Linked DNA regions of Homo sapiens: region 1 is linked to region 2. The links are chromatin contacts, found by Hi-C or POLR2A ChIA-PET in ENCODE. All regions are on one chromosome and are shown on one strand. The core of a region is the stretch at or near the end of the contact, and the rest is flanking DNA. Distances in the headings are between cores, read along the strand shown.

Region 1 (7,495 bases), core at 4,582-7,081, 140 kb before region 2:
CTGTTACATTCTCCTTCCCTTCTCAAAAGAATGTTGGTGAGAAGCCTTAAGTAAGAAGTGGTTCGTGTTCTAGAGCAGATGGGGCTCCTTTGAGCCTGTGCCTGTCGGGTTCTGACATAGAACTGGGTGTCTATGCTTTTCTTAAGTCTCTATCCTTTTGCAGAGTGTAAATTACTCTTTCAGCTTCTTGTGAATTGTAAATTCAATTTCTAAATACAATTTGTCTCTTATTCTGTATAAGAAAGTTAGTTTTTATTTAGTACACTGCAAAATAACAGTTAGTACTGGAGATCATTCTCCCATATGTTCTTGTTTGGTCTGCCAACTCTTATTAAGGGAGAGTAATATCTTGACGGTGTCCCAAATCAAATTTTCCTACATTGAATGGTCAGTATTATTGACATTTCCTCTTCCATACCCTGCAAGACACACCCACTTACCTTATTTTAAGAGTATCACTCTTTTGTCATTTGATCAATTTTATGTGGGCCACACCAGACATAAGTAAGCACTGTTGGAAGATACCAGGAAATATAAGTGTGAATACAGTCGTGCATTGCTTAACAATGGGGATACATTCTAAGAAATTAAAATTGCACTATTAGGCAATTTTGTCTTGTGTGAACATCATAGACTGTACTTACCCAAACCCAGATGGTAGAGCTTACTACACAGCTAGGCTATATGTATAGCCTGTTTCTCCTAGGCTGCAAACCTGTGCAGCATGTCACTGAACTTGATACCGTAGACGAGTATACACAATGGTTCCATACTTTTGTATCTAAAGATATCTAAACATCAAAAAAGTAAAGTAAAAATAGAGGATAAAATATTTTTTAAAAGGGTGCATATATATGGAGAACTTACCATGAATGGAGTTTGTAGAACTGGAAGTTGCCCTGGGTAAGTCAGTGAGTGAGTGGTGAGTGAATATGAAAGCCCAGTGAGTCAATTACTCAACACTATGATAGATTTTATGAACACTGTGCATTTAGGCTACACTGAATTTACAAAAGAGTATTTTTTCTTTCTTCAGTAACAAAGTAATTTTAGCCTACTGCAACATTTTACTTTATAAACTTTTAAATTATTTAAACTTTTTGGCTCTTTTGCAATAACACGTAGCTTAAAATAAAAACACATTATATACCTGCTACAAAAACATATTCTTTCTTTATGTCCTTATTCTATAGGCATGTATCTATTTTTATTTTTCTTACTTTTTAAACATTTTTGTCCAAAACTAAGACAGAAGCACATAAATTAGCTTAGGGTTACACAGGGTCAGGATCATCAATATCAGTCTTCCATCTCCACAGCTTGTCCCACTGGGAGGTCTTCAGGAGTAATAACGTGCATGGAGCTGCCATCTCCTATGATGACAATGTCTAAGACCTGCCTGAGGTTGTTTTACAGTTAACTTTTTTTATGAGTATAAAAATACAATAAAAATATCAACAAGAATATAGTATGCTAAATGCATAAAGTGGTAACATAGTCACTTATTATCTTACCAAGTAATATATTCTGTACATAATTGTATGCACTATACTTTTAAACAACTGGCAGCATAGTAGTTTTGTTTACACCAGCATCACCACAAACACCCGGGTAATGCATTGCACTATGATATCACTAGGCAGTAGGAATTTTTCAGCTTCATTATAATCTTATGAGACAGCTGTTGAATACACAGCCTGTTGTTGATGGAAACACCATTGTGTGGTGCATGACTCTATGCTTTAGATTTGGCCCTCATGGAATAGACCACTGCAAGGTCAATGCTAGAGAGAACTCCTTTGCAGGAGAGAGAAATATGGTGGAGTAGAGGAACAGGGGAGTTCTGTGGATGACCTCTTTCATCTGGGCTTTGGAAGATGGGAAAAGCTTGGTCATACAGAGATTTGGACTAAACGTTTCATGAAGAGGAAGCAGATTACGAAATAATTACACAGAGGTCAGTAGTTCAACTGTTTCACCTAGAAACTAAGGTGGAAATTATACAGAAGTTAGTCTTTTCTATACTGGGCCCAAGAAAGTGAGCAAGGGCAATATGTTTTTGTTTGTTTTTTAGCATCTTTACAAGTTTTTTCCATCTGGTTTGTCTCAATTATCTTTACAAAATTCCTTGATCTGTAGATATAATTGTTATAATATTGTAATAATATTATCCTTCTATTATATTATAATTTATCTGTAGTTACATTATTTGATTTATCCCTATTGTATTCCATGCTTGTTTGGTTCCAATACTCAATAATAGCTTATAACTGAAATGTCAATTTAATCCTACAAACATTTAAAGAGTATCCAATACCTAGGTAATTATCCTGTTTTACAGGTGAGTCGATCTAAGCTATACTTATATGATTAAAAATAATTAGTTTGAGTTGTCTTTTGCTCTAATTGCTCCTTACTTCACTCGAAGTTCTTATTGCTCAGCTGCAGAGTATTGTGTAAGCACAGCAGGGAACTTTTATTTTGACTCTGTGTTAATGTAAAAATTATGCTTAATAATACAAGGAAGAATGATTCCAGGGTGTTTAGCCATGTGTTGCAATGGTCATTATTTCCTTCCAGTATACTTATCTCTGAACCGATCATTTTATTGGCTCTTTGGTTATAAATGTTTTCAGGAAGTGCTTTCTGAAACAATAAATACCTCTCTGTCCCATTATCCAAAAATTCCCTGCATTTCATGCCTACATTCAATTTTGGCTACACACGGAAAAAAATAAATAAATAAATAAAAGTAGCTTTTGTTAATCAGGCCTACAAACTAAAACCTAAAATTTTGGAATTAAAAACTAATAATTTGATAATTTTTTAAAAGGAATGTTGGAGAATGTTTAGTTCCAACTCTCACTTTAGTGGAGTCTGTAAGAAACAAATAATTATTATTTCTAGAAAGAATAACAATGTCTTTATCTGTATAGCCTACAATGTGCTTCAACGCTTTAACTTGTGTGTTCATCCTGAAGTGGGTGCTCTTGTCCTCATTTTAGAAAGGAGGAAATGAGTCTTGGAGAGGGTAGGGGACTTGTACCAAGTATAGGAGCAAGGAAAAAAGTGAAGTGACTCAATCACAGTGAGCCCTCTTCACAAATCCAGTGTTGTTCCCACTGCCCATCAACTGAGAAGCTGCTTTTCCTCTTAAAAACAAAATAAACGTAGAAACAAAGAAACAAAAATCCTCTCTTCTACTCTGGATTCAGATGACAGTCGTATTTTGCTCAAGAATATTGAGCAATCATAAATGAGTTTTCTCCCCTCCACACTGGAGATAAACCACAACTTATTATAACAAAACTGGTCACTGCTCTTGCCAAAGTATTTCATCAGCTTCTGGCATGCGTTATATCTTGATACACTTATCCAGCATGATGGCTGGCGTGATCCTCTGCCTATTTAGTATGTAGGCTAGTTCAGCAGAGGATTTAATGACAGGAGATTTTTCTTTGGCTCCAGGGATCGGCATGCACAGACAGGACCCTGTGTGAATTCCCCAGCATGTGATGATAAGATACTTCCAGTCTGCCAGCATCAAGCAGCTTCATTAATTAAAAACACATTGCGTGTTATCACTAAAGATTGATTTTTCTAGGAAGAATTACCCTTTGGCATTTATGATGAGCATGAAGAAGAACAGATAATACAATTACTGACAGGACTTTCCTCATTTTAGGACAGCAAATATTTAAGATTAGGATTAAGATTTCAGGAGAGACAGCCTTTGTGATTATTCTGCAAAGGAAATATTTGGGACTGCTGTTTTCGTTTTGTTTAGGCTGACCCTGGGAAGTAAACATTTGCTCAGCCATACTGAGTATCTGTGATTTAATGGGATATGGGCCCTAAACATATTTTAGTACTTCACCCCTTTATGCTTAAAACAAAACAGTGCAAAATAAACAATAAATGGACTAATAAAAAGTTTATATAGCTGCCAAGTGCTGAAAAAAGTCTGGTGAAGTCAAGTTATCTGTTTGAAGGAGATTACTGATATTTTCAGCAAGAAGGGCAGTGTTGTGAGAGTGTCTGGCCCTCATGGCACCAATGTAGAATGATGATGCAGGAGAATCTGGGTTCCAAAGCCACACAAGGAACCATTTATATTTTTGTCCAGCACGATGTAGATATTCCCAATATCCCATCAAGTGGTTGCGTAGTCCCTGTTTAAATTCCTTTGCAGACCTCATTATTTTACAAAATCTGTGATTAAACTAGAAGAGCTCAAATTGATAGGAAATCCTCCTAGAGTGGAAGTGATACTTTTTTACTTCCTGCTGTGACACATCAAAACTTTTCTATTTGAAACTTCTACATGTTGGACCTAAGTTTTCTCCTTTCTTACACTAAATGTCCTCCATGAAGTCTGCTACTTGCCACTTAAATTATCCAGGATCTCCTGGGTCTTGGACCCCTGCAACATCCAGGATCACCTCTAAACACATGGCAGTTTGCAGTGACTCAAAGTCAAGCACAGTAATCCAATGGCAAGTGCAACAAAACATCGTATCCTTAGGTTTCCACTATTCATTTACATTAAAGCTGCCTATGTTGAGTTTAGATGTTTAGGCAGAGCTTTCACGGGTATGTCATTTTTGAGTTGATGATGTAGCCTATGATGGCTTTTCTTCCATGAACTGCTGTTTAAATAAGTTCCCTTCTGCTTGGGTCTAGTTGAAGTGAGAGAATCAAAGGTAGATGTTTTTACCCCATGAAACACTGCCTCACTAGTTTCAGCCTTTTCTTTCAGCCACTTAACATCTCTAAAAATCTAACTTTACAATCCTTTGCTTTATTGACACAGCCTTGCTCTATGGCCTCTGTTTACCTATCTTTTACGTCCTATTGAAGATATTAGTGGGCGAATGTTCCTAGTAGATAGAGCTACCCCTTAGTCTATTCTGACTGGCTGTCCACAGAAATGTAGAAAAGTGCTCATAGGAGGGTCTACTTACAAAGTTATGACATTGACATAAATCATTTGCATTAGGTACATCAAACACTGGGATCCTTAACATTTTTTCCTCTCCTGTCCATTTTGATTTAATATAAACATAAGCTGGATGTATCATGATATCAAACACTTGTAGGTTACTTAAAGATTGCCCCAAACATGGAAACTCAGGAAAAATGTCAACGTAATTTGAATTGTTCACATCATATTTATGTTTTAAAAAGTTTACTGAATATTGCTCTATCAAACGACTTGTTTTGGTACCATCTAAAACCAACTAAGGCTCAGGTTGAGGAACAGGGTAGAATGGTTGCTGTTTATGGATATGTAGGAGGATTTGACATGAAAGTTCACTGGTTGTAGATTTGTGTTGGCTCACTTTTATTTACTTAGTGAAATCTACATGCCTTAGATGGCAGGTAAAGCACAAGACTGCTCTGATCTTGGCTCTCATGACATTCCTGTGCAACTCTCATTTTACTTCAGGCTCTACCTCTAAAATCCACCACATGGCCTCGCCGTCCATGCTTTGCTGATGTTTTCCTGTATCTAGAATGCCTTTTCATTTCTGGGGGCCTGTGAATATGGTCGCCATTTTTCAAGGTTCAGTGCAAATACCACATGCTTAGATTTTTGCTTCACTGCTTCCTTAATCAGCCACAGGTAGACTTTTGCTTATGCTGCCACAGAGGGTGAATCTTAAATCCTTGCATCACTACTAGCGGTGTACATTTCCATCAGCCTCACTTTTATGTGAGTTCTTAAAGGTTAGAGTCTATGCCTGATTTCTTCATGTCTCTCTCTCTCTTCCTTGTGTGCGGCAGAGCATCTGGATTACTGCTAGATGGAGTTGACTCATCTGCGGGCTCTGGGATTGACTCAGCCCTGGACTGTACTGGCACTTGTTTGTCTTAACCTGTGCTTTCATTGAAAAAATAATACTCTCTCTTCAAAACTTCTAAATCATAGGCTTTCCATGTCCCCAGGAATTCAGATTTACATTACTTTCATGGCACAGAGAATACCAATCCTAGAAATTAACATTATGTAGTCACACATGGGTAAGAATGCCTTAGGGTAACTGGCAGAAACAAACTGTATTTGGCTCTGACTTTCTGAAGGTTTGCTCCTTCAACCCATGCTTTCCAGGATTCCAGCAAATAAAATCCAGAAAAACATGAAATATAAGCTCACATTTGAAAATCACCAAGTACACAAAGAAACAAGCCACCACGAGAAAGCCAGCAGAAACCAGGATCTTCAGGTAACAGAATCATAGAGCACAAAAAAAATTATTTAGATTTTTCAAAGAAATACAAGATGAAAAAGAATAATATGCTCCAAAATATGCTAGGAAGACTAGAATATAACCAAATGTAGCGGCTAAAATAAAAAAAAAAAGTCATTAAAATTAAATACCTCACCAATGATGTGTTCAGTGGCAGGTAAGAGATACATGAAAAAGAATCAGTAACTAGAAAATAGACCTGAAACATTTACCAGGAGTTGGACACATGTAGAGAAAAGAGGAAATATGGAAGTATAAAGGAGAGATTAAGAGACATAGAAAATAGTAAGGGGGCAAATATTCATCTAATTGGATCTTTAAACATAAGGAGCATGAGAGGAGGCAATAGTAAAAGTGCTAAATGAGAGTTGTCTAGAATTAATGAAGAACAAAAATTTTCAGATTTAGAGAGTATAATGAATTCCAAGGAGAATGAATAAAAAGAAAAAAAAAAGACAATCACAGCTGGACACACAGAATATCACAGGCAAAGATAAGATCTCAAAAACAATGGAAGATAAAATAAACATTGCCTGTAAAGAAACAAGTATACCAATTGCAAAATTAGTAGTAACAGCAAAGTGGATGCATTTTTATAAATTCCAATTTCTAGTATACTTTATACTTTAAATATTTTTAAGAAACTAAGAGATTATAACTGATCATCTGGAATTCTCTTCTTTGGGAGATTAACATTTTAAAATAATAGTAATATTTTAAACACACAATAACAATATTTATGACCAGCAAACCCTCTCTAAATCAACTTCTAAAGGATTACTTTCTAAAGAGGGACATTTTAGGCAGAAGAAAAGACTGACATGCAAAAAAGAATGTTATCTGATAATCCAGGATTACAAAATAAAGCTGTAAATGCTCCTTTTGTGGGTATATGGCATACAGCACGATCTTGAATACTGTTGTTTTGTTATAACATTGGAAAGAAAAAAATAAATGATTCCTAGCCAGGACCACTGTCTGTTTGGAGATTGCACATTCTCCTCATGTCTGGGTTTTCTTCGTGTACTCCAGTTCCCTCCCACATCCCAAAAATGTGCATGTTAGGTAAATTAGCATTGAGGACTTACTCTATCATAGCAACTCATTTGGTTAATGAGTTGCTAACTTCGCTAAAAATCAAAACAGACTAATGTAAACCTGCAACTTGAAGCTTGGAAATCTTGAGAAAGACAATCAGTGACAGCTTTTGACTAAATGCAACGTGACCACTTAGTCTGATTAAA
Region 2 (6,649 bases), core at 1,662-4,161:
TTTGCATAGTATATAATCTGATATATAAAAAATCCTTAGGAGCATATTTTAAAATCTTTTGGAACCAATAAATGAGTTCAGAAAGCTTCCAAGATGCAAGTCAACATACACATATTTATTGCATTTCTGTATAATAATCAATGCCCAATTCAAAATTTAAATTTAAAAACCATGTTTAATTAAAAAACAGTTTTGTTTATAATAATACCAATATCAATATAAGAAAATATTTAGGAATGTTTAATGAAAGAATATAGGAACATATTTATTAAAATATATATTTAATGAAAGAAGTACAAGCCTTGTACCATGGAAACTACATGACATTGTTGAAATAAAGAAGACCTAAATAAATGTAAAAAAATCTGATATTCATGGATCAGATGATTCAATAATGTGAAGATGACAATACTCCCTATGTTGCCCTACAGAACCAACACAATCCTTATCAAAATCCCAGCTGCTTTTTTGAATAAATCAACCAGCTCATCTAAAATTCATATAGAATTGCAAGGGATCCTGTCTAGCCAAAGCAATTTTACAAGAGAACAAAACTGGAGGATTCACTTCCTGATTTCAAAACTTACTACAAAGCTACAGTCATCAAAATAGTGTGATACTGGCATGAGGATAAGCATATAGATCAATGAACAGAATTCAGACCTCAGAAATAAATCCTTGCAAAAAGGTCAAATAATTTTCAACAAGAGTGCCAAGATAATTCAATAGGAAAAAACTACTTTTTTCAACAAATGGTGCTGTGGCCAACTGGATATCCATATGTGAAAGAATGAAGCTGAATCCCTACCTCATAGCATACACAGAAATACACTGTAAATGACCACAGATGGAAATGTAAGAGCTAAAAGTATAAAATTTCTTAGGAGAAAGGATTAAGTTCTCATAAACTTAGGCAATGATTTCTTAGATAAAATACTAAACGTGAAAAACTGGACTTCAGCAAAATTTAAAACTTTTTGTTTCAAAGGATACCATCAAAAAAGTAAAAAGACAGAATGGAATAAAATATTTCTAAATCATATATCTGATAACAGATCTGGTTTTTGTTTGTTGGTTTGTTTTTTAGAGAAGGGGACTTGCCCTATCATCCAGGCTGAAGTGCAGTGGTGCAATCATAGTTCACTGCAACCTTGAATTCCTGAGCTCAAGCAATCCTCCTGCTTCAGCCTCCCAAGTAGCTGGACTACAGGCACATACCACCATGCCACCTAATTTAATGTTTTTTTTTTTTTTTTTTGGTAGAGACAAGGTTTCACTATGTTGCCTAGGCTGGTATTGAGCTCCTGGCCTCAAGTGATCCTCTCACTTCAGCCTCCCAAAGCACTGGGATTACAGGCATGAGTCACTGCACCCAGTCTGATAATAGGTTTGTATAAGTAATGTACTCTTGCAATCCATAACCCAACTCTTCTATTCTTCAAAAATGTTCTTAAAAATGCACAAAATGCTTAGCTAGGAATTACTTTCCTAATATAGTTGCAATATGGTATAGTTTGTACTGAAAGAGTCATTTTTATTTTGCTCTGGAAAGATGTTCTTCTCTTTTGTCTATGATGTAAATACATTTTTGGGCTCCTTTGGCTCTGTTTTTTTTTTCTCCCACAGAGATTCCAATTATCTTTAGATTGCATTTTTATTTTCTACATCATTCTCATCAATTTCATGCTTTTGACTTTTGCATTGTTGGAGAGGTCTCTTCTGTATTGACAATGGTAGCTAAGATTTGTCGTTGTGAATTTATGATCGACCAGACACGGGGCTAAGCACTTGAAGCATCTATTTTTTTTTAAAAAAGTATTTATACTCCTCATCATTTACCTATGAGACAAGTCATATTTTGTCTTATTTTGCAAGTGAGGAAACTGAAGAAAAGCATGCATGACTATCCTTTGCTGAATCACCCTGTCAGGGACAGAGGTGACTTAAGCACCTGCAGCTTTCTTTTAGGATCTGCATACTGGCTGATGAAACTACTTCACCAAGACCACTACGGCACCAGTGTGCTCTACCAGAGTATGGAGAGTTTTCCCTCTGTCTGATATCTCCATCTGAATTTTCTTAAATTCCTGTCTTATCTTTACTAGCCTATTTTATATTTTGTTCTTCTTAGATAGCTCTGTTATACCTCATCTTCCTTTTAATAATTGTTGCTAAGTAGATGATTCCAATAATTTCCTTCTGTCTCTGCAACAAAATTTTTTAGTTGGTCTCTGACATCTCTTTAAGGCAATGATTTCCCTGCAGTAATTGTATCTTTAGTCCTTATATTGATATGAAATGTATTCTTTGAAAAAACCAAGGCTGGAAGGCTCTCGCCTGATTTGCACTCTGGTGGGAATCATGCATATTGCCCTAGCAACCACAGCCATGCAAAAGTCCACAGGCTGAGGCCCTGGAGACTGGCAGACTCAGGAAGAATACTGGATAACTTTAAAAGGTATCCTACTTGCGGTGAGTTTTCTATTTGTTTATGAATTTTATTCCATCTCTCATTTTCACAAATAATACCTTAATGCAAGTATATAAGATAAGGGCAGACCGGAAACGCTATTACGGGTTTTCATTCCCTTCAGAAGGCTGCTAGTGGTACTGCAACTCCATGGACTAAAACTCTCTTTGATGATTGGCTGGCTGGCTAATTTGAACAAATTTGAACCTGCTTTCACTACAAAGGCCAGCTTTCCCTCTTCTTTCATCTCCTTTCCGCCTGTGGAGAAATGCATTACTGAGAGCTGTGAGCAATTGAATTTTTAATATTTGCCTAAGGACATGAGAAAGCTGGGTATTAAGTTACAATTCAAGGAACTGTGTGTCACGTAACTGCTTATTTCACAGCCTTGGATAGTTCAACGTCTACTGTTAACCACAGAGCTAAGTCAAGCATGCTCTTTCCTGGTACTACCTCCTTGTAAAGCTTCTGATGCTGGGTTATTGAGAACATAGTTTTCAAAGGTAAACATGACTAACTAAACGACCATTTTTTTCTCTGAAGAGAGGTAAAAACATACTAAACTGGCATTTGTATATTGCCATAGAGACTCCTCTACGCTTTCAGATACTCCTTTTCCTCATCTGCAATCTTGAAGTAAAAACTGCATTGCAGTTGGATATGAAACTAAAATGGAGAAATATTTAGGAAGTGCCCCCGCACAGTGCCTACCTTGTGAAAATAATCAAACGAGGGTAAGCTAATATTTGTTTATTATTATTGTATTTATTATCAAAAATAGTAAATGTACTTGATAATTTCTCTTTGAGTACACTAATGAAATAACTTAAAATGTGACAGAAAGAGAATTTATTAGGTTGGGACCTTGACTTAATAGAACCTATTATCCAGTGAATATAACATAACCTAATTAAGATATATAATATATTAACATATATATTATCCAGTGAATATAACATAACATAATTAAAACCAAATAGCCAATAAAAATAATTTAAGATTAGTCAACATAACTTCATACCAATGAGACATATGCTTATGGTGGAATCCTGTATACTTATTTGTCATTTTATTTTTTCCAGTTATGTGCATGTGCATTGGGTGAAATTGCCTTAAAGAGAAACTGACTTCTCTTTTACAATTCTTCAAAATCAGGCCAGCCTGTTTTGAGGCTCCTAGGATATCTATGGAATTCCAGGTATAATGAAATTGTTCCACAATCTTGTAATTCTCAGTTTAACTACTACTGAATAGTGACCAATATCCACACGGTGCCTTATACACAGTGCTTTATAATTTACCAAGTAATTTTTCACTTTATTCCTGCAACATCCTAATGAGATACGTGTGTGTATATATGTGTGAATATATATACACACACATCCTTTTTACGAGAAAACCAAGGACTGTAGAAGTTATGAGCTTTGCCAAGGTTATACAGCCAATAAATGAAGGACCCAAAATTTAAATTTAGTTCCAACTTCAAAGTTTATGTTTTAAACATACTGTATTTCCTTTCCAAGGTCAGTTGATTATACATATTCCAAATTATTCTAAATACCTGCTCTTATATCACGTATGAGAATCATAACACAGGCTTTATCTGTGACAATTGGTAAAACAGAAATATTTGGTCCAGCTCACTCCCCATGCTGGAAAATGACCATCTGTCTTGACTCTGGACTTCAGGTGTTGAAGTTCAGGAAATCAAAGTTGAAGTTGATTTACAACTAACCAGCTCTGGGTGAGTGACTCACAGTAACAAAGTTTACAGGATCTGATTCACACATCTACATGCCAATTCATGGTTAAGGAGCAACCTTCTTGCTGTGGGAACCAATGCTCTTTCTTTGTAGAAAGCACCTTTCTGAGTGTGTTTGTCTATGGAAGTACCAAGCTGCCAATAGAAAGTCAGGGTGCTGAGTTTGGCATCTGAGCAAAGGGACTTGCATTCTTTAAATGTGTATTTCTGGATATCTCTGCAAGTCACACAAATTAGCCTTTCTAATATTTCAGAAAAGAATTAAGGTTTATTTAGAACGAATCTTATACAAATAGTGAGTAATTAAAAGGCTGGGTAATTTCAGTGTAAACTAAATTAACAAGGAGCAACAGAAACTCTCATCCGTTGGCAGATGAAATGTGAAATGGTGCAACCACTTTGGTAGAGAGTTTGGTAGTTTCTTACAAAACTAAAGCACAGAGTTAAATATGACATGGTAATTGCATTTCTACTAATTTACTCAATTGCACTGAAAATCTCTGTCTATACAAAACATTATGATAGATAATCCTACTGCTTTAAATTCCTTTTGCTATCATTTCTGCTTATCATTAGGATTCTTATAAGTAATTTGGCAGAACAAGTGAAACTGCTTCAGAATGGAAATGTCACGCATATATTCTATAATATTACATGCTAATATTATGGTCATGCTTAGTTCAAAATGGTGGGCTTAACAGGAGCGGATATAGCAATATGAAGCTTATAGAATCTCTGCTAGAATCTTTCAATATTGATGTTTTTCAGTGTGCGTCTCAGACAAAATGTGGATAAAAAGTTAAAGGCAATGGGGGGATGTTGCAAATCCACAGCGCAAATTTTTTCAAAACTCATTCCCTTCTACATTCATTTATTCATAATTTATTTTTATTTTATGTATTTTGTTTGCTTTTTTCCTTGACATACCAGGAATGTAAGGCTAAGTTGTTTTTCTAAAAATCCTCTCAAGTAAAACAACTAATGATTAAAAATTGGTATCTGGTAATCTGACCCAGAATCTTGCCTTTTTTTCCCCCCTAGAGATGGAGTCTTACTCTGTCGCCCAGGCTGGAGTACAGTGGCGTGATCTTGGCTCACTGCAACCTCCACCTTCCAGGTTCAAGTGATTCTCCTTTCTCAGTTTCCTGAGTAGCTGGGACTACAGGCATGTGCCACCACACCCACTAATTTTGTGGATTTTTAGTAGAGATGAGGTTTCACCACGTTGGCCAGGCTGGTCTTGAACTGACCTCAGGTAATCCGCCCCCCTCAGCCTCCCAAAGTGCTGGGATTACAGGCATGAGCCATCACGCCCGGCCCTCACTTGTTTTCATGGACCTAGATTTATCACGCACGTCTATATTTGTACATCTATAATCACATACTATTTATAAGTTGTTTTTAAGACCTCTCAAAACCTTATAACAGAAGATTTCTTCCAGGACCCAATAGTGGTGATTGGGAGATCTTCTTTTTTTTTTTTTTTTTTTTTTTTGAATTCGATATTTTGGAACTTATTTATAGGCTAGACAATAAGTTACTCAGATTAACCCAGATCAATAGCACCTTGACTTGGTGACCCAGAGAATTCTAATTAGCTTTTAGACACATTTTTCTTTATCTTGATATTCAGTACATCATGTAAGTCAGTAACCATGTTAAACAAAATTAAAAGGACAAGTTATAGTTTACTTCACAGTCTATTTCAAATTCAGTTTGTGCACTAGGTCAGTTTTACAGGAAATGGTCTTTTAACATATGAAGAGTATAGATAATCTGTCAGGTCTCTTCTCTCCCAATTAAGAAAACAAGAATTATTTTGGCTAACTTGACAATTTTGTAAATGAAAAACATGAAGTGAGTAAATAAATCACAAAGATGGACAAAAAGCAATATGATATAATACACATCACTTTTTCCATTTGTATTCGGTAAGTTTTTACATTTCAAGTAATTGAAATATATATATGTTTTTCTTTTATATATATATATACACACACATACATATATAGTACCTTCCAGTTCTAGATTACTAAAGTTTATTCTGCAAAAGTACAAAAATAAACCTCTTAAGAAGTAAACAGGACAGGGCATGGCAAAAGCGAATGGCTGCATGTTAAGATTTTTTCTTGCCTTATATTGATGGGTGTATTTTAGGTGATAAATTTTCTTCACTATTTAGCACTTAAAATGAACATTTTCTTACAAACATTAGTTGTAAGAAACTGATTTTTATTAATTAGCAAACACATTGAGAGGTATCTGTTGATCTGTTATTCTTTAAATCCAGATAAATATTTTTAAAAAATAATTTCACACATGAGGCTTTAATGTGTTTATTTAGGAAAAGATAGAATCTGAGGCTACAATGGTTCAACCTAAAGCATCCCTTTTTCAATAGTGGAGCCAAACTCTGC

Evidence for each region. Hi-C counts contacts between places; a loop is a spot of excess contacts on that map. ChIA-PET counts read pairs that join two places held with the same protein, here RNA polymerase II (POLR2A). Pooled maps may share reads with other maps.
Region 1: a map of mammary epithelial cell shows a loop between it and region 2 (7-fold over the local background). The contact joins two enhancer-like sites. A Hi-C loop is called at or near these places in 11 of 168 maps with a recorded cell type or tissue (A673, Caco-2, Calu3 and 7 more) and 3 of 50 pooled maps. POLR2A ChIA-PET finds 5 or more read pairs at or near these places in 1 of 52 experiments (MCF 10A).

The regions. Positions count from the first base shown.
Region 1 is chr7:46,928,832-46,936,326 of GRCh38, reverse strand. The region is part of intron 1 of LOC124901626 (a long non-coding RNA gene); the gene reads left to right. Among named protein-coding and RNA genes, the nearest start is that of SNORD151, 530 kb to the left of the region's middle. Within about 2 kb of position 5,831, at least 2 of the 41 ENCODE cell types and tissues checked have a DNase peak (open chromatin) inside an H3K27ac peak, as active enhancers do.
Region 2 is chr7:46,782,498-46,789,146 of GRCh38, reverse strand. It overlaps the pseudogene EPS15P1. Among named protein-coding and RNA genes, the nearest start is that of SNORD151, 680 kb to the left of the region's middle. Within about 2 kb of position 2,911, at least 2 of the 41 ENCODE cell types and tissues checked have a DNase peak (open chromatin) inside an H3K27ac peak, as active enhancers do.